Linked DNA regions of Homo sapiens: region 2 is linked to region 1. The links are chromatin loops, found by intact Hi-C in ENCODE. Cell type or tissue: chondrocyte. All regions are shown on one strand. Links, peaks and the distances in the headings refer to the core of each region. The heading gives the core; the rest is flanking DNA. Region 1 has its middle 19 kb from the start of CXCL14. Region 2 has its middle 49 kb from the start of SMAD5.

The links. Peaks named below come from ENCODE experiments on the same cell type or tissue, not always from the same donor. Only the 100,000 strongest peaks of a DNase experiment are listed, where the experiment ranks them.
Region 2: it touches region 1 in a loop (2.5-fold over the local background); 2 of 110 quality-filtered maps call a loop at or near these places.

What each region holds. Positions count from the first base shown.
Region 1 is chr5:135,554,878-135,564,507 of GRCh38, reverse strand. No RefSeq gene overlaps it. Among named protein-coding and RNA genes, the nearest start is that of CXCL14, 19 kb to the left of the region's middle. In chondrocyte, for the core only: CTCF peaks have their summits at 3,314 and 3,531 (motif pointing left); a DNase peak (open chromatin) is centred at 3,517.
Region 2 is chr5:136,079,209-136,088,838 of GRCh38, reverse strand. It overlaps VTRNA2-1. Among named protein-coding and RNA genes, the nearest start is that of SMAD5, 49 kb to the left of the region's middle. In chondrocyte, for the core only: CTCF peaks have their summits at 5,942 and 6,186 (motif pointing right); no DNase peak of the experiment used is centred there.

The DNA.
Region 1 (9,630 bases), core at 1,464-6,463:
AGTGAGGGATTAGCTACTTCAGAGGAGTGGTAATGCGATATGGGCCTTTGACATCCTATTCCAATTCAAGGAGGCTGTAGAAGGCTGAAGCATGCCAAGAAGGTTGGGGGATCCTTCCAGACCCAAAGGCGCAGCTCCCTCCCCACCTTGCCGAGGACTCCCTAACTCTGGAGTGTTAGCCCACCAGAAGGCTACTCACTTGCTCCTTTCCCTGAGCCTGAAGGAGCTGGGGTGAAAGAGAGGGCACAGACCTAAGATGCAGCCATGGGGTCCCTGCTGGTGTCACAGCCTCTCTGAGCCACCTGGAGCCAGGCAGCTCTGGGGTGGCCCCTGAACCCTTCAGGTTTACCGCCTCAATTTTCCTCTCTGTGTTTAGCCCAGGGCCAGAGCATCGTTCTTGGGACTTTAGGAAATGTCCAGTTGCCACTGTCTTACCTGGATGCCCACCCACTCCAGATGCTAGGGGTTTTCTGCACTTCCCTGGAAATCTATTCCAATGGCTTCTCATGGGAACAGATACACAAAGGGGCGCAGACCCCCAGCCCAATGTCCACCCCCAGCTGTCTGCAGAGCTGTCCTCAACCCTCTCCTTCAAAGTCTAGGGGCCCGTGGATAAAATAATTTCTCCCAGTCCCAACTTTACAACTATAGTATTAAATGAGATAAATGTCTCAACACAGAAAGTAGGCAGTAAATAAATGGTAGTTGTTATTATTATTATTACTATTATTATTATTATCATCTGCCTTTAAAATGTCCAAGAGAAACTTTAGTTTTATATCCTATAAAATCTGGATTAACCAACCTGGATTAACTTTACGTTTGTGTTTTTTTTTTCCTGAGACAAAGTCTTGCTCTGTCACCCAGGCTGGAGGGCAATGGTGCAATCTCAGCTCACTGCAACCTCCGCCTCTCAGGTTCAAGTGATTCTCCTGCCTCAGCCTCCAAAGTAGCTGGGATTACAGGTGCATGCCACCACACCCAGCTAATTTTTGTATTTTTAGTTGAGATGGGGTTTCGCCATGATGGCCAGGCTGGTCTAGAACTCCTGACCTCAAGCGATCCACCCGCCTCAGCCTCCCAAAGTGCTGGCATACAGGCTTGAGCCACCGTGCCCGGCCAACATTACATTTATAAGGCATAAAAAGGCCAAACTTGAAGAACGTATCTACCAAGAGAGGAATCTGAAACCTTCTGTGACCTTGGGCAAACTTCCATGCCTGTTTCATCACCTCCAAAATAAGAATAATAATAGTGCTTAATTTCAAAGAATTTCTTGAGACACTAAATGAGACCATTCAAATAGAATATCTAGCACTTTGTGTAGCATATAATAAGCACACAGTGAATAATAGTTAATAATAATAAATTTGTGTTTCTTAAAAAATGTATTTAACAGTCCAAGGAATCTTAAACCTGGGGGAAGAAATACCTTAGAATCTAGTCCCACCTTATATCCACTAGAAAAATTTCTTTGAAGCTGTAAATTTTTTAACTGCTTTTGAACTCTGGGCCCCCTTGAAAAGCTGATGAATGCTATGATTCCTTTTCCCTGAAAAAAAAAAATGCCCAGTATATTTTGCAAACCATTTCAGGAGATTCTTAGACTTCCCTGATGTCATCCTTATGGCTCCTTGGACCCTGTGTGAGTAATTCCTGCCTTAGACAATCCCAGGTAGGGCATCCAGAGGTGGCTTGGATATCTCCAGTAACAGGAGCCTCACAGCTCAAAAAGCAGCTCACTCTATGATTGGAAAAGTCCACATGCTAAAAAGTGTTAGGATTAAATCAGGACACTAAAAGATGCTTCCTGAGTTCCATCCTCAGAGCTACACAGAGGTAGCACAATGCCTATTTCAGGTACCAGCCCTTGACATGTTCAGAAGGCAGAGGCCATGCTGGGACATACCTGACCTTCTCCTGAGCTAACCCTGCTGTCCTCTCAGCCATTCTAGGTGATGGTGTCCAGGCCCCTGCCTTCCAGGTCACCCTCCCAAACCACCTGCTGTGTGGCTGTGGCTCATTTTCTTTGTCCTGGACACAGTACTTTTATTAACCCCATCTAAGTCTGCTAATGTTCTCAGCCACCAAGTCACATCCATTAAGCAAGCATTTAATAGGTCCCCAAGGCCTCATCACACAAGAGCAGAGTTTCATGCCACACGTATCTCCACTCCAATCTTACGCTGGGGTAATTGATCCTTTGAAGCTAGCCCTACCACTTTACATATGCCCCAATTAATCTTACCAGTTTTTTTCCTGTCACTTCAACCTTTGGGAAGTATTTGGAATTCACATTCTATCACCCAGTGTACTGAAAATGTTTGCAAATCTCTTAGAGGGTAAGGAGATCAATGAAACTTGTGCATCTCCCTGGGTTAAGCTTGGGACAAGGTGCCTTACCCAAGTTCTCATTCAATCTTCACATCAACCTTTTGACATCTATACTTCCGTCCTTGTCTTATACGTAAGAAAACTGAGTCTGATGGAGATTCAATCACTTGCATAAAGATACCCAGCTACCAGAGAGCCATGCCAGGATTTCAACCCAGGCCTGTCTGAGCCTCACTATTTTACCACACCTCAGCATTAACACATTAAACCGCATTGTTATAGATATGTGTGTTTCTCCAACTAGGATGTAGGATCCCTAACAATAGTGAATAGACTTTGTCTCAGAATTCCTAGCCCCTGTGAGTCCCTAGCACAGAGTAGGTGTTTTACAACTGCTGGGAGGAGGGAGAACAAGGAAAGCGGTCAGTTGGGGCTAGCAAGCTGGGAGGATGCTTCTTGGAACTGAGCCCTGATGTCCAGGTTCTTCTTTTAGAGCATATATTCAACTCTGTGAATCATTAGGAAATGTTATCATCCACACATGACCAGAAGGTTCTGGGACCCTCCCACCCAGGACATGCCAGCCCTAAAATTGTGACATTCATTCACCCGAGTCATTGGAAAGCTGACCTGAAGGGTGTCCTACGTCCCTCCCACACCTGGGTACCTCCCTGAGCCCAGCAGGTAGACTCTCCCCAAGGTGCCCCCCACTTCCCCACCCCACAGCAGCCTTCCTCCGTGCAGGCGGCTGTGTGGTGGGAGGGAGAAGGTTCGGGAAGCCTTTGACTTGAGATTTCTCAAAAGCTCTTGAAGGGACACTGAAATTCCTAACTCACTCTTTTTCAAACAGATTCTTGAGTGAACTCATAGAACTTTTGATACTGAGGAATCGGCCTAAGGAGAAGAGGCTTACTGTGAAATGACCAAACGCCACCACTGGTTTCCAACCACCATCTGGGTGCTGAACAGAGTTCTTCTGTCCACACAGCACCGCTTTTCCGTGCACACACCCCTCATGGCGTCCAACCGCGACTATGGCCTGTTTCTTTTCCAACAGGCTGCAAGGCTTTAATTCTGCGGAAAACCGTCAAGCAGCAGCTCCACTAAACACATCTCTGTGCATTAACAGGAAGTGCAGGGAAAGGCAGTCCGGGCCCAGAGCTCACATTAAGGAGAAAGGTCGAAAGCGCCATCTTGTGGTGCCTTTGCAACTTGCGTGCCGCTTGGCGCCTGAGGTGGGTGCCCTGAGGAGGGGAAGGCAAGGTGGAACAGAGGGACTTCCCCTTTTAACCCAGTTATTGATCATAAAAACCAAAGTAGAATGCTTCCTCGCTGCACAATCTAACCCTCGGAACTAACAAAGAAACTATAATGTATCGGATAAGAGCACAGTTCTAGAATCAGAAAGCGCTGCCTAGGTTTGAATCCTGGCTTGGCCATTTACAAACCATGCAACTTTGGTCAAAGTCCCGCTTGGAGACTCAGTTTCTCTAGTAGTTAAATGAGGATAATAACTGGGCCTATCTCGTAGGGTAGTTAGAAGGACTAAACCTAATCATGCACATAAATGCTTAGCACAGTCCCTGAGTGCCTACAGTCCCTTAGCATGCACATTACTATATTTCTGTTTTATGACACCACTGATGGTAAGAAGCAGCATCAATTTAATATAAGATGGAGGTAGGCGTGGGGCTGCGGAGGGCTGGTAATCCACTACCTACAATACGCACATTTATTAGAAGGCATATTTTGATTTAAGAGATGTTAAAATAGGAAGAGGAGACAGATCATTTTAGATCTTAGATCTTGCTGCACTGTGAGAGCAACTGAGTCACGTGGGCTGCCCTGCACTGAATCTGAGAACACAACACATCACCCTCAAGGCTGGCACTCCTCTCAAAGGTAGAAAATGCAGTCAACAGTCACCTTCTTAGGTGCCCGAGGGAAGGATTTCGTCCATTCCTGCTACCCTCTGATTGGGCATGCACCTCTGGGAGGGAGTGATCGAGCCCCAGGAACCCACAGTTACCCTTATTTCCCCACAGTTGGGTGGCTGGGTAATTGGTAGCTGCTGATAATTACAGGTGGGTAAAAAAGTAGCTACAGGGCAGAGATCAGGAGGGGCCTGAAGACTAGGAAAAGATAAAAATGAAAGAAGGGAAAGAGGCTCTTGCCTTGTGCCAGGCACAGTGCACAGGGAGGATTAGGGATTTTCCAACATTTCTAGGAAGACATTCGGAATGCCACTTGGTGACTCTCCTCCCATTTCAAAAGCTACAGGGCTACAGGGCAACCATGCCCAGGTAAAATGCCTTTATATTAATCAGATTTACTTAACCCTAGTAGGTATGACTATTGTGGCTGTCCTCAAAACTAACAGTTAATGAAACTTACTCCATGCCAGGTAGAGTGACAAGCACATTGTTTTATGTAACCTGCACAACCAGCCTGGGAAGTGGGCACTGCTGTAATCTCCGTTTCACAGAACAGGACGTTGACGTCCAGAGAAGCTCGGTAACTCACCCTCCTCTTCATCCAGCATCCCTCTCTTCCCCGTGAGGCCCAGGGGAGCTGTAAATCATGATTCCATGCACTCTGATGCTAGCCACAGGACTTGGGTGCACATGACCCAGGTTGGCCAATCAGAGCCCAGGATCCTTCCCCCAGCACATTGATTGGCTCAGATATGGACACCTGACCCAAGAAAGCCAGTGAGAGACTTCACAAGATTTACTAGATGGAAGCTGGAAAAACAGGCCTGTTTTCTCTTTGGGTCCCAAGCCGTAAAGACTTGAACTCAGAGAACCAGAAGTTTGTTTTGAGGTCCTGTGAAGAAAACCTGCCTGAGACCAAAGCCAACACACAGAAGGAATCAGAGCAGAGAAATGGAGTGACGGGATTAAGACCGCATGGGTTAGCCCCTGGATCTCGCTTTGCCTTGTACAGCCCTTCTCAGTTTATAGGAGCCAACTCATTCTGTTTTTGCCTAAGTTAGAGTCAAACCCCTCAGTCTAATAAATAAAGGCAAAAAAGAAAAACTGGTTAAAGCCCCGTTGCAAAAAATAAGTAACTTTATAATTACATCAACTTTATCATTAACAAGGCTTTAAAAAACAAGTACCTATGAATAACAGCCCCCAATGGATTCAAAATTGAAATAATCACATAATGTAACAAGGTTTAAAGCCATGGATTTGAACCTAATAGAGTAAAATAAAAAGCTAGCGTGGAAGGAAGATCTCCATTAGGAGTGATTGCTGAGCATAACAGAACCCTTTCTGGGTGTTTTGTGTTATCAAATATCTCTCTGCAGCAACTCTTTCCAGTGTGGTATTATAGAAATATCTTCAGGAATTGCTGAATAAGCCCTTTAAGTGAACAATGCCATTTCTAGGAGTCTATCCTCAGGGAAGACTTTCAGTGGAAGAAATTGATAGCTGCATGGAGATGTTCACTGAAGCATCATTTACCACAGGTAAAAATAAATAAATAAAAATAAAAGGAAACTGAATACTCAAAGGTCAGGATACAAGTAAGTATATTATAGCACACAATTTTACTAAGTATATGTAGCTAGTGAAACTATTCGTGTGAAAACTGTAGAAATGTTTATTCAAATATTTGTTGAACACCAATAATAATTTGCTGCGTTTTGATTATGGGCTGTTTTGCATGCTTCCTGACATTTCATCCTGGAATCATTTAAATGTTAGGTAGTTTTTTTTACAATCCTTTTTTAGGCGAGTAATCTAGGGCTTAGAGAAATTTATAACTTTTTGATGAAAGTGGCAGACGAAGGATTTGAACCTAGTAGTCTGAGTGCAAACTCTAGACACATGCCCATTCTGCTGCACACCACAAACCAGGTGAGCTGCTGAGAGAGCCTCCTAAGTTATGCGTATAGGCAGCGCATGGCCTTTGTGGGAGCTGCTTTGTCTGTTCAGATGTCCTTTCTGGCTCACGTTCTAGGGGGAGGCGGCGGAAGGGGGTTTTATTCAGCATCTACCAGGGGCCAGGCCCTGTACTAGGTACTTGGTTTCCACTGTCTAATTTTTCCTTTGCAGTGATCCCTAGGGGGGAGATGTCACAATCCCTTTCCATTTATAAGGAAGATCGAGACGTTTGCTCAAGGTCAGGGGCACCAGCCCCTTATTCACATGTGTAACCAGCAGATGAACAGGGGAAACCATGGAGACCCGCTCAGTCAGAGCAGAGTATAGGGAGCTGGGAATGGTCTGCGGTAGTGGGCGGAGAGGGGGCTTTCAAAGATGGGCAGAAGGGTATCTGCACTATAAATCAAGGGTGGGCACAATGGAGAGAACAACTATATTATATAAATGGCTACCGTTATTGCCTTCATACACTATGCCAACAGTATCCATGATTATCTCACCTCATCCTAATAATTGGCCTCCAATCCAGGCGTTATTATTCCATTTTACAGATTAGGACACCCAACAAGTCAGTGACACACCAGCCTACAAAGCTAAGTAAAGATCCATCCTCTCTCCACTGCAGCAGGCAGCCTCCCCAGCACCCAGCAAGCGCCACCCCTGGAGGGTTGAGTCTGTGGTGTGTGTCTGAGCACTGGGAATGGAGGGGGCTGGGATGGTGTACCCCATGCGGCTCCTAGGGTCCCAAGATTCCAAACAGCAGCAGCACAGCTGGTGAGAGACAGTAGCCTAGTGCCCCTCTAATTGTCCCTCTTTGTGGTGTTCAGTTAAGGACTCAGAAGAAACCAATCTTTGTATCTTTTCATGGTTAAAATTCTACATAGAACTGAAACCTGAAAGCAGCCACCAAGCCAGTCTTTGTTGGGTTTCTAGGCAGTAAGGACGCTGCATCTCAACACTTAGCACTCTGAGAGAAAGGGACTCGGTGATTCAAAGGGGAACTCAACAAGAGCCTTTTTCTCCCAAGTCCTGGCAATTTCCGACTCACTTTTAATCCCCGGAAAAAACGTTGGATCCATTTTCTCCTCCACATCGCATGGTTGTTCCTTTGAGTTCAGAAACTGTTGGCAGAAGATTTTCATGAGTAATTGAGCAGTTCCCATTTTCTACCCCATTCTAGTAGAATCAGCCGGTTTTTTTAGAACACCAAAAGGCTCATTTTTGGAAAAATTCAATACACTCAGAAAGTTTTTTTAAATTCAAGTGCCTGGAAATCAAAGAAATCGACGCGTTGTAGTTTCACAAACAAGCCTCAACTGCAGTCCTCAAAAATAAGGTGAAAGGCAGTGATATGGTTTGGCTGTGTACTCACCCAAATCTCATCTTGAATTGTAGTTCCCATAATCCTCACGTGTTGTGGGAGGGACCTGGTGGGAGGTAATTAAATCACGGGGGTGGGTTTTTCCCTTGCTGTTCTCATGATAGTGGGTAGGTCTCATGAGATCTGATGGTTTTGTAAGGGGCAGTTCCCCTGCACATACTCTCTTGCCTGCTGCCATATAAGACGTGCCTTTGATCCTCCTTCACCTTCCTCCATGATTGTGAGGCCTCCCTAGCCATGCGGAACTGTGAGCCCATTAAACCTCTTTTTCTGTACAAATTACCCCTCCTCAGGTATGTCTTTATTAGCAGCTTGAGAAGAGACTAATACAGGCAGGTTTCTGAAGAAGCCACTCAGTGGAAGTGAGTTTAATATACTTGTCCTAAAAGAGCATATTTATCCCAAAAGTCCATTCTCCAGATATGCTCTCCCAGATAGGAAAGGGAGTGTTTCCAGCTCAATGAAGAATAAGCAGCTTCTAAAAGCAAAGATCTCTTGCTTTCTCTGGGCCTGGAATTCCTCTCTGGGCCAATCATCATCATGTCATCATCATCATCATCATCAAAACTATCATTTCTAGAGCTGCTAAAATATGCCAGACCCAGCCTGAAATATGTGACTATTTCATGAAACCCTCCAGCTTTCCAGATAATAGGAATACTTGTCCCTATTCTGCAGATGAGGAACCTAAGGCTCTGAGGCTCTGAAGAACCACATATCTAACAGGTGGCAAAGTAAGGAGTCAAGCCAAAGCTGCCAGGCTCCAGATGAATTCTCTTTGCCCCAACATCCGGCACCCCTACTCTTCTCCAAAGCATGGGCTCAGCTAGTGAGAAGATCTATGAGTCTGTAGGTCAGACTGATGTTGAGGTAGGAAATGTTCCTCCTCCTCTTCAAGAAGCTTTCAGTTGACCCACCCAGATGGGCTGCTCCCAAATAAATGTCCTCTGACCAATTTCCCCAGATAAAATGGAACTCCACACTCTATTCTTTATTATTCCAGTCACCTACTGATTGTACACAAAAACCCAGCTGGGGAATCCTGAGATCCAAAAGTAATGTTGGTCCAGGCATTCTTTAGGATAGTTTGACACAATGTATTATCATTTAAAATGCCCATTTCTAGCATCCTACAAAATACCTGACCAGTACTCCTCAAAACTGTCACAGTCATCAAAAACAGAGAAAGCCAGAAACTTCGACAGCCAAGAGGAGCCTGAGGAGACATGATGACTAAACACAATGTGGTTCCAGGATGGGATCCTGGAACGGAAAAGTGACATTAGTGACAACTAAAGAAATTGGAATAACTATGGAGTTTGGTTAATAATAATGTCTCAGCTGGGCATGGTGGCTCACACCTGTAATCCCAGCACTTTGGGAGGCCAAGGCGGGCGGATCACCTGAGGTCAGGAGTTTGAGACCAGTCTGGCCAACATGGCAAAACCCTGTCTCTACTAAAACTACAAAAATTAGCTAGGCATGGTGGCAGGTGCCTGTAATCTCAGCTACTTGGGAGGCTGAGGCACGAGAATCGCTTGAACCCAGGAGGCAGAGGTTGCAGTGAGCCGAGATCTCGCCACTGCATTCCAGCCTGGGTGACAGAGCAAGACTCCACCTCAAAAATAATAACAATAATAATAATAATGTCTTTGTATTGATTAATTATAACAAATGTGCCATGCTAAAGTAAAAAGTTAATAAGGCCAGGCACGGTGGCTCATGCCTGTAATCCCAGCACTTTGGGAGGCTGAGACAGGTGGATCAACTGAGGTCATGAGTTTGAAACCAGCCTGGCCAACATAGTGAAACCCCATCTCTACTAAAAATACAACAATTAACTGGGTATGGTGGCGGGCACCTGTAATCCAGCTACTTGGGAGGCTGAGGCAGGAGTAGCTGGATTACAGGCTTGAACCCGGGAGGCAGTGGTTGCAGTGAGCCAAGATCACGCCATTGCACTCCGGCCTGGGTGACAAAGTGAGACTCTGCCTCAAAAATAAATAAATTAAGAATTTAAAA
Region 2 (9,630 bases), core at 3,075-8,074, 520 kb before region 1:
TCGCTCACACCGTAAGGGTCATTATCCAGCCTCTGCTTCCTTATCCAGACCCTTCTTTAGTCACTTCCTGCACAGGAACCATCGATTCCTCCACACCCAGCCACTGGCAGCCTCAACACCACCTCCACTCTCACACTTTTGCAGGGACTAGTGTCTCCCTGGAAATTCTTCCCTGCGAGCCAGCTTGACTCAAGCCTCAAGGCTCACTCCATGCTCCCTTCCTCTTCTCCCCACCCAAACCAGAGGTGGGAGCCACATCCGGCACCTTCTGCAATATAGCAACTATCCCATTGGCCTTGTGTGTCATCCCCCAACCCCAGCCCCAGAGCCTCAGGGCCCTGAGTATTCAAGTCATTTCCCACTCCCCACCAGGGCTGTAGGGATGGGGCTGCCGCCCCACACTCGGCTGACTCCCACTCAGGAAATGGCCAGTCTCTATTTTGAGCAGAGGAACGTGTCACACCTCCTGGGCCAGGACACCTCCCCCCTGCCAAGAAACCACACTCCAACTGTGCTTAGACAATGACCTTTCGGTTCTGTCCCGCAAAGGCCTTCAAGTTGCCCAAATCCTCTGAGCCTCCAAAAAGTAAATCTTATTTTCTCTTTCCTCCCAACAATCAGCTATATATAGCTCTGCACGCAATATCTAACCTTGGAGAGCTGAGCACTTGGACAGGCTTGGCCCATTGTCTCAGCACCCGCCCACGTGCAGTGGCTTGGAGCCACCCAACTGGGAGCTATCTGCAGGGAGGGGCCGGAGAAAGGGAGAGGAAACAAGTCCACCCTGTCAGTCCAGAAGGTCCTGGCCCTGTCATTTCCTTGCGGTTCAACTTTGGACAGCTGATTCGAGGTTTCTGAGCCTCAGTTTTCTAAACTGCCAAAATAGTGTAAATTTGTTGAGAGTATCAAAAGGATTAGTGTACAAGTTTGTCAAGAATCTGACACAAGCCTGGAGACGTGGTGGTAGCTAAATAAATACTTGCTGTTAATTATATTATCTGGTGACTTTTTGAAACCTCTGGGTATTTGGGCGATTGAGAAAAACATCCTTTCTCTGTCTCTCACAAACACAGCACACTCACACAGACACACTCACAAAAGGCTCTTTGCTCCTCATCTTTCTGAATGTTTAACTCTTTTCCACTGATGTCCTATCACCAAGCTGGTTCCTAACATTTGTGCAGCCCCAGACTAGAGTACATAAGGAGACTCATATACTATATAGTCTTTTAATAGCGTTAGTGAAGTGAAATTGATTACACAATAAACTGTCCGTGATTGATTTTGATATTGTATATACCCATGTATACCTCCATGAAAACATCGTCACAGTCAAGATTGGGAACATATCAAATACACTCCAAAGATCCCCCTCTGCCCCTTTGTGAGTCTACCCTCCCACCTTCCAACTCTACCCACCCCCCAGCCCCAGGCAACCTTTGCTCTGCATCTACTTTTGTCAAAATAGATTAGCTTGCATTTTTTAGAGTTTTATATAGATGGAGCAATACAGTATGTACTGTTTTCATTTGGTTTCTTTCTTTCAGAAAAATTGTTATGAAATTCATCCACATTAATGCATATATCACTATTTCATTCCCTTTTGTTGCTGGGTAGTATCCCATCGTATGAATATAACACAGATTGTTTATCCGTTGATCTGTTTAGGAACATTTGAGTCGTTTCCAGTTTGGGGCTATAATAAATGAAGGTACTAGGAATATTCATGTACAAGATTCTGTTTCTATATATGCTTTCTTTTCCCTTGAGTAAATATCTTATAGAATGGCTGGACCATGTGATAGGTGTATGTTTAGCTTTTTAAGAAATTGCCAAACTCTTTCTCTTCCAAAGTGATGATATCATTCTACATCCCCATCAGCAGCATATGTGTTCACATCCTTGCCAACACTTAAAATGGCCTTTTGTTCCAAACATTGTAATAAATGTGGAGTAGTATCTTACTATGGTTTTAACTTGCATTTCCCTAAAGACTAACAATGCTGAGATTTTTTTTTTTCATGTGCTTATTTGCTATCATATATCTTCTTTGGTGAAATGTCTATTCACATCTTTGGCCCATGGAAAAAAATGAGCTGTTTGTTTTCTCACTATTGAGTTATTTTTTATTCTGTATACAAGCCGTTTACCAGGTATACCATTTACAAAGATTTTCTCTCAGTCTGTGGTTTGTCTTTTTATTCTCTTAACAGCATCTTTTAGAGAGCAGAGTTTTAAATTTTGATGTAATTCAGTTGATCAATTTTTTTCTTTTGTGATTCTTTTGATTTTTGATCTTTCATCTAATAAATCTTTGTCTAACTGAAGGTCAAAAAGATTTTCTCCTAGAAGTTGTATGGTTTTTACTTTTAAAATATTTTTTAATTAATTAATTTTTTCTTATAAGTAAGGTCTCACTATGTTTCCCAGGCTAGTATGGAACTCCTAGCCTCAAGCAATCCTCCCACCCTGGACTCTCAAAGTGTTGGGATTACAGGTGTGAGCCACCATGGCCAGCCAAAGCTTCATGCTTTTTAAGTTATATGTTTAAATCTATGATCCAGCATTACTTTTTATTTTTATTTAATGGTTTTATTTTGTGTATGGGAGGAAGTGTGGTTCAAACTTTATTTTTCTGCATATGGATAACCAGTTGATTCAGCCCCATTTGTTAAAAAGACTACACCTTCTCCATCTAATTACCTTTGCAACTTTGTCAAGAATCAGTTATCTATATATGTGTGAGCCTATTTTTGGAGTCTGTTCTGTTCCATTGAACTGTTTGTCCATCTTTACGCCAATACTACACTGTCTTGATTTCTGTAGACTTAAAATTGAGTGGTGATAGCCTTCCGTATTTATTCTTCTTTTTCAAAGTTGTCTGGCTAACATAGGTCCTTTACTTTGTACATAAATTTTAGAATCAACTCGTCAACTTTTTACAAAAAAGCCTGCTGGGATTTGATCAGGAGTGTACTGAATCTGCAGAACAATTGGGACAGAATTGACAACTTAACAATATTGAGTCTTCTGGCCCATGAGCAAGATATGTTTCTCCGTTTATTTAGGTTTTAATTTCTCTCAGAAGTGTTTTGTAGTTTTCAGTTATGGATCTTGCACATATTTTGTCATATCCATTCCTAAGTATTTCATAACTTTTTTGTGCTTTTATAAATGGTACTTAAAAAAATTTCAATGTCTAATTGCTTGTTGCTAATAAATGAGGATACAATTTATTTTTGTATGCTGATCTTGTATCTTGCAACTTTGCTAACTCACTCACTAGTTCTAGCAGCTTTTTCTAGATTCCCTCAGATTTTCTATATTCTGCCAACAATTCTACTTCTTCCTTTCTCAATTGGATACCCTTTATTTCTTTTACTTGATTTATTACACTGGCTAAAACCTTCAATATGATGTTAAAAAAATGGTAAGAGCAGGCTTTCCTGTTTGGTTTGTGATCATAGGAGGAAAACAGTCTTTTCTATTTAAGTATGCTATTAGTGGTATCCCTTTGGTAGAGGCCATTATTACGTTAAGGAAGTTTCCTATCATTCCTAGTTTGCTGGGAGGTTTTTTTTTTAAAAAAATCAGGCATTCCTGATGTTAAAATGTTCAAATGCCTTTTCTGTATCTATCGTTATGATAATGTGAGTTTTCTTTTTTAGTTTTTTAACATAGTAAACTATGTTGATTGATTTTCAAATGTTTAACCAATCTTCCATTTCTGGGATAAACCCCACTTGGTCATGTTGTATTATCCTTTGTATAGATTGTTGGATTGTATTTGCTAAATTATTATTTAGAATTTTTGCATCTATGTTCATAAGGGACATTTTCTGCTGTTTTCTTATAAAGAGTTTGTCTGGCTCATAAAATGAGCTGGCTTCCCTGTTGGCATGCTCTGTCTTTGGAAGGATGCCCTGAGAAAAAGGCCTACATAGATGCTGAAAGCAGGTGGGCACAGTGCCATTCTGGCAGGTGATTTGAGTGTTCTGGTAATGTAGAGCATGATCTAAAAGAGTTCTGGGTTAGGTTATACACTTAAATCTATGCTTTATCATTACCTAAATTTAATTTTTTTAAATGGTTGCGTTTTGTATATGGCAGGAGATAGAGTTCAAACCTTTCCCTTGGTTCCTTCACAGTTCCTTATCACACTGTGGAGAGGTTTCCAGGGAGGGCTCTTTAAAGCATTAGGCTTAGGGCAGGGGCCCCTTTTGCCCAGGACTAAGGCATGCCACCTCCATGAAGCCTTCTGGAATCCTGACTAGCTATCATTTGGAATCCTTGCCTACTATGAATCCCACTTCTTCTGCAACCTTCCTATATGAATTATGCTAGTGAAAACATTCTCTAATGTATTTTCAACTTTTTTTTTTTTTGCCACTGCTTCTTCTCAACAATGTTTAGACATGCTCCAGGCTCCCATCTGAAAAACCTACAACAAGACAAAGCTCTCCCTAGTCCTGAATATCCTTACAACCCTTGCTCCCTCTCTCCTTTCACAGCCCAACTTCCAGAAAGATTTGAACATGCACACTGTGTCCCATGTCCCATTCATTACTCAGCCATCAAAAAGCTGACTCTCAGTCTCACCACTCCTGCCAAGGTGAACAACATACTCCTTGTTGCCACAGTCATTTGGGAGATTGACTGTGTGCAGCCTCTGGCACTGCTGGCCTCACCTCCATCTTGGTCCCTGTTCTGTTGACTTCTCTAATGCCTTGGTTCTAAGCTTTTTCTTCTCTCACAGAACGCTACATACTGATGCTCCTCTGAGATCTCTTTTCTATTCTCTTCTCACTTGTCAGATTGTGCACCTAAATCCAGATGACTTATCCCATTCCCACTGGTAGCCACGTATGCTTGCTCAGGTTGTACACTGCATAACTCTGGAGAGTACCATTGACATCACAGTCATTCTGAAGGGCAACACCCAGATTTGAGTTATGCACAATTTGGCCATATGTGATAGCCTTGCCTGTACATACTCCAAATATATCACTTGACATCCTACAGAACAATGATCTGTTACATGTCCTGGTTGTAAGGCTTTTGAAGGCTGAAATTACCCCCTTAATCAACCCTGAAGGGCTTGGCACAAAGTAGATGATCTTTAAAGGTATGCTGAATAGATGAGCCTGCCACTGAATTTTAGCCAGTATACATTTCTCCACTGAGAAGTACCACCATTGCACAAGCATGAGATTGAACTTCCTTTCAGACTATATGTCCTTTTGGACTAGAGGAAGAGACTGTTTTCTAACCTTCCCCTCACCAGGTACTCCCATTCTTTGAGCCCAACACTAGCTGGACATGCTACTTTACCTTTGAGCCTCAGTTTACTCATCCAGCAAATAAAAGGTTCTACCTTGCAGAGTTTGGTGAAGATTATGGAAGTAAAGTTGTGGAAAGCTCCTCTATCTTCTTTTCACTATTCCAGGGCACTCAGGATAATGCCTCTGACTAAAGGCTACCCCAGGAAAAAATTATTATATTGATCACGAAAGGGCATATGAAGGGCAGGAAACAAAAACCCCAGGAGGTATGTCCTGCCTCACCTGCTGCTAGCCTTCAATTTCAATTCTACTCCAGCTTGTTGGTATCATTTATTAATTAATTCATCCATTCACGTAACAAATGTTGAGCACTTTCTACTGCCAGGTGCTGTGGCAGGCACTGGGAGACAAATAGCATACGTAAGACAGATATGGTCTCTGTCTTCGTGACACTTGTCTCTACCACATTTGGCAATGTCTGGGTTAATGTCTTGTTAATGGTGGAAAGACGTAGGGTGATGCAACAAAGAGTAAGGAGAGTGTGTGGAGAGGAGAGAGGTGGCCTGGCCCTTTAGACAGAGTGTTCAACAAAGAGTTCTCTGAGGTGGTGGCATAAGAATTGAGTGTTAAAGAATGAGATTGGAGGGTGGGGAATCTCTGAGAAAGAGTGAACAGGATGGAAAGGGCATGCCTGAGAAACCAGAGAAGGCAAGGTGGTTGCAGCAGAGCAAAGAAAGAGGAGAGGGGCACCAGGTACTGCCAGAAAGTTAGGTGGGCACCTGATCATCCAGTAAACCCTGTCTGGATTGGATTATAAGAGAGGAGGTCTTTCAAGGTGCTGAGCTGGGAGGGGATGTGATTTGATTTAGAGTGTACAAAGACAGGGGATTTCCTTACTGTCCAGGGACATTTCCCCACCAGGGGGAGCACCTGGAACGCACCCGCTGGGTCCTTTCTGCTGGCCAGTTTTCATTACTAAATCCAGGCTCCAGGCAACGAAGCCAGGGCTGGATCAGATCAGCAGCTGGAAATGGCTAGCGGGGAAATGGTCATTGGCAGTTATTTTTGTAATTGTTTACCGAGACTACTAGGTACCTAGCCTGAATAAAATGTGTTATTTCAGCATAACTTCCCATACCTCCCTCCATCAGGGGTATGTTATCAATAGCCCCATTTTTGGATGACAACTTGGCAATTACAATGAACATATATGCTATTCAGCCCAGCAATTCCACTTCTGAGAGTTTATCCTCACATTCATGAAATTGCCCATGTTCACAAAAAGGCGTGTGCAAAGGTGTTCATTGGAGCGCTATTGGTAAACTCATGGAAAAAAACAAACAAACAAAAAAACCTTCAATGTCTAGCCCTAACAGGGGATGGCAAAACAAATCATGCTTCATGCACTCTTGGGGAGCCATTATAAATAATGAGGGACCTCCCAGGCATGCTGTGGAATTTCCCACAAAGCAGGTGCAGAACAATGTGTACAGTGCAGTCCTTCATATCAAAACACAGCCATAACCCAAATAAAGCTATATATTTTTAATTATCTTTATATAATAGAAAGAGGACTAGAAGGAGACACAGCAAAATTTTAAAAAACAGTGGTTACCTCTGGGGAGAGATCTGGATTGGAAGCTGCAGTTAGGTCAAGGGTGGTGGGCTTTCACTACCTTTATTGTTTTAATTTTTACTGTACTCGTGGTTTTTGTTTAATACAAAATGAATATGAAAAACAATTAAAAAGTTTAAAGCTACACAGCTAGGAAGAGGGGAAGCTGGATTCAAACCCAGGTTGGGACAGCGCAGTTTCTAGTATAATGGGGTCCTACTATCCCCAGTCACTCACTCACTTAAATGTTTATTGAGTGTCTACTGTGGACCAGGCTAGGAACTGAGGAGGATATAGGGAGACAGCAAAGAACAGAATGGAAGATCCCTGTCTAGTGCAGCTTACCAGTTGTTTGAGATACTTTTAAGCAAGACAGGCAGACAGACATACACTACAGGCAACTCTTTCTTGAGAGTTCAAACTTTGGTTCTGTTCCTGAATATGTCACTTTTTGTTAATTCCTAACATTTCAGTTACTTACCACCACTGATTCTCAGTTTATTCATTTGCAAAATGGGGGCAACATTATGGATCTCAGAGTTGTTCCGGCCATGAAATGAGGTAAATGTTTAACCCAGAGCGTGGCACATGGTGTGTGTGTGCTCAACAAACAGGGACATTATTAATATTCTGAAGGTCCCATTTTCTTTGTTAGCAATTTTCTCCATCCAGCTCCTGAATCTTTCAAAAGAAAAGTAGTGTAGACAAGGGGATGGGTTGGGGAAAAAGAGGAATGATTTATTCTCCTTCAGCCTTAACAGAGCGTTTCTCTTGAGCTATGAAGCTTTTAAATCTTCAGCCTGTGATCTCAATTCTGGGCTTACTCCTGGGCCCTAGTGCCCTGCTAATCACTCATTAATTCATTCAACTCCCCACCCAAAGAGGATTTGCTGATGATGAACTCCGTCTCCAGGGTCCAGCCCAGGACCTGGCAAGAAATGAAACCACAGAACCCCTGCCTTTGGCAAGTTCATAGGCTGCTTCGGGGAGATTTTATGGAGGCCTTAGGCTGCCCCCGTCTGCTGGAGAGAACCCCGAAAAGCCTTTGGCGGGGGTACTCCTCAGCAGCCTGGCTGCTGGACCTAGGTAGACGGCCCACACGCCCCCCCGCACCCTCCTGCCTCCCCTCCAGTGGGTGGATTTTGCCCCCTTCCACGGTTCCCGCGCAGGATGCGGGCGGGAGGAACTGAGAGTCCCTCCAGGACACGTTAGCAGGACGCCTGGCGCAGAGCGGGCGAGACCGCATGACGCAGGCCTCTCGGGGGCGGGGAGCACATGCAGCCCGTCCCTCTCCACATCGTCACTCTTCTATGGTTTAGAAGTTTCAGTCGCACACTCCTACCCGGGTCGGAGTTAGCTCAAGCGGTTACCTCCTCATGCCGGACTTTCTATCTGTCCATCTCTGTGCTGGGGTTCGAGACCCGCGGGTGCTTACTGACCCTTTTATGCAATAAATTCGGTATAATCTGTCACTCTGAAGGCTTTGTTATTTTTTATCCCTTTTAACTTTGCTAAATTAATAGGCTGATAACATAAGTTGGTGTCACTTTGAAGGTGTGACAGAAAGTATGGAGGCTGGCCACTGGTCTTACAGGGCGTGCGTGACCAGCCTGTACTGCCAGGTAGGACGCATGGGGACAAAAAAATGCTTGTGCAGTTCACGAGACACACCTGGAAGCTCCGAGACCCCACAACTTCGGACCGCGGAGTGCGTTATGGATTTCGTCCCAAGTAGGACGGAAGTTTAACAGCAATAGCTGCCGTCTACTGTTTTATCTGTATGACTGTTTTTTTCACATATATTGCCACCCGCCAGGACTTGCCTGTTGGACCACAGCGAGTGAGACTCGCTCCGAATTTTTCTTTACGTCTTTGAAAGTTCCAAGTTTCTTCCTCCCTGGCGGCCTGTACCTACGCTATTCTCACCTGTTCGCATCGTGTCCAGACATTTTATGCAATTTGTCTTTACCTTTAGCGTGGGGGCTCCCCCCTAGAAGCCATACAAGGGCAGGGGCCTCTCCCCTTGCTGTACTTACAGCGTCTAGTACATTGTTGACCAGATTTGAGTATTAGCTGATTTAAGTAGCTTAATGCACAGGGACATGCACATGTGTTTTTCATATTAAATCCCTATAAGTAGAATTGTGGAACACAACTTGCCTATACTTAGGGCTTTAGATTGAAGTGGCCTCAGTTCCCTTGGGAAAGTCTAGGCTGGTATGGGGAGGGGTCTTTTTCAGGGGAGAAAATGCCTGCGTCTCTGGGGAGGCAGAGAATGCAAGCCCAGAGGCAGTGGGTGTTCGCAGTGATGGGCTCCTGGGGGCGCTCTCGGGCGGCCTACAATCCAGAATCGTCTTCTTGTCCCTTGACCCGGTTGCGGACCACTGAGCAGCTGTTCCGCCTTGCTCTGGTACCACCATACGCACCTTTGATCAGGCCCGGCCCTCGCATTCACCAAGTCTTTTTGCCCTGGTAGTGCCCCTACCTGTGGTGCATGTTGCGCCGCACTTAAATTTTGGTGGGGGCACCTCCCCTCCGGTGTGCGCCTCCGGTCCCGCGCGCCTCCTCTCCAGTGTGCACCTCCCCTCCTATGCCCGCCCCCAAGCAGAGAGCCCCAGGGACTGCTGGCGGGCCCCCTGCTACACCTAGGGCTAGTGGGAGTTCCTCCCTCAGTTTGGCAAGCAGGAGAAGGACCTTGGAGATTCACGGACCCCCTCTGTTCCCCACCCAAGA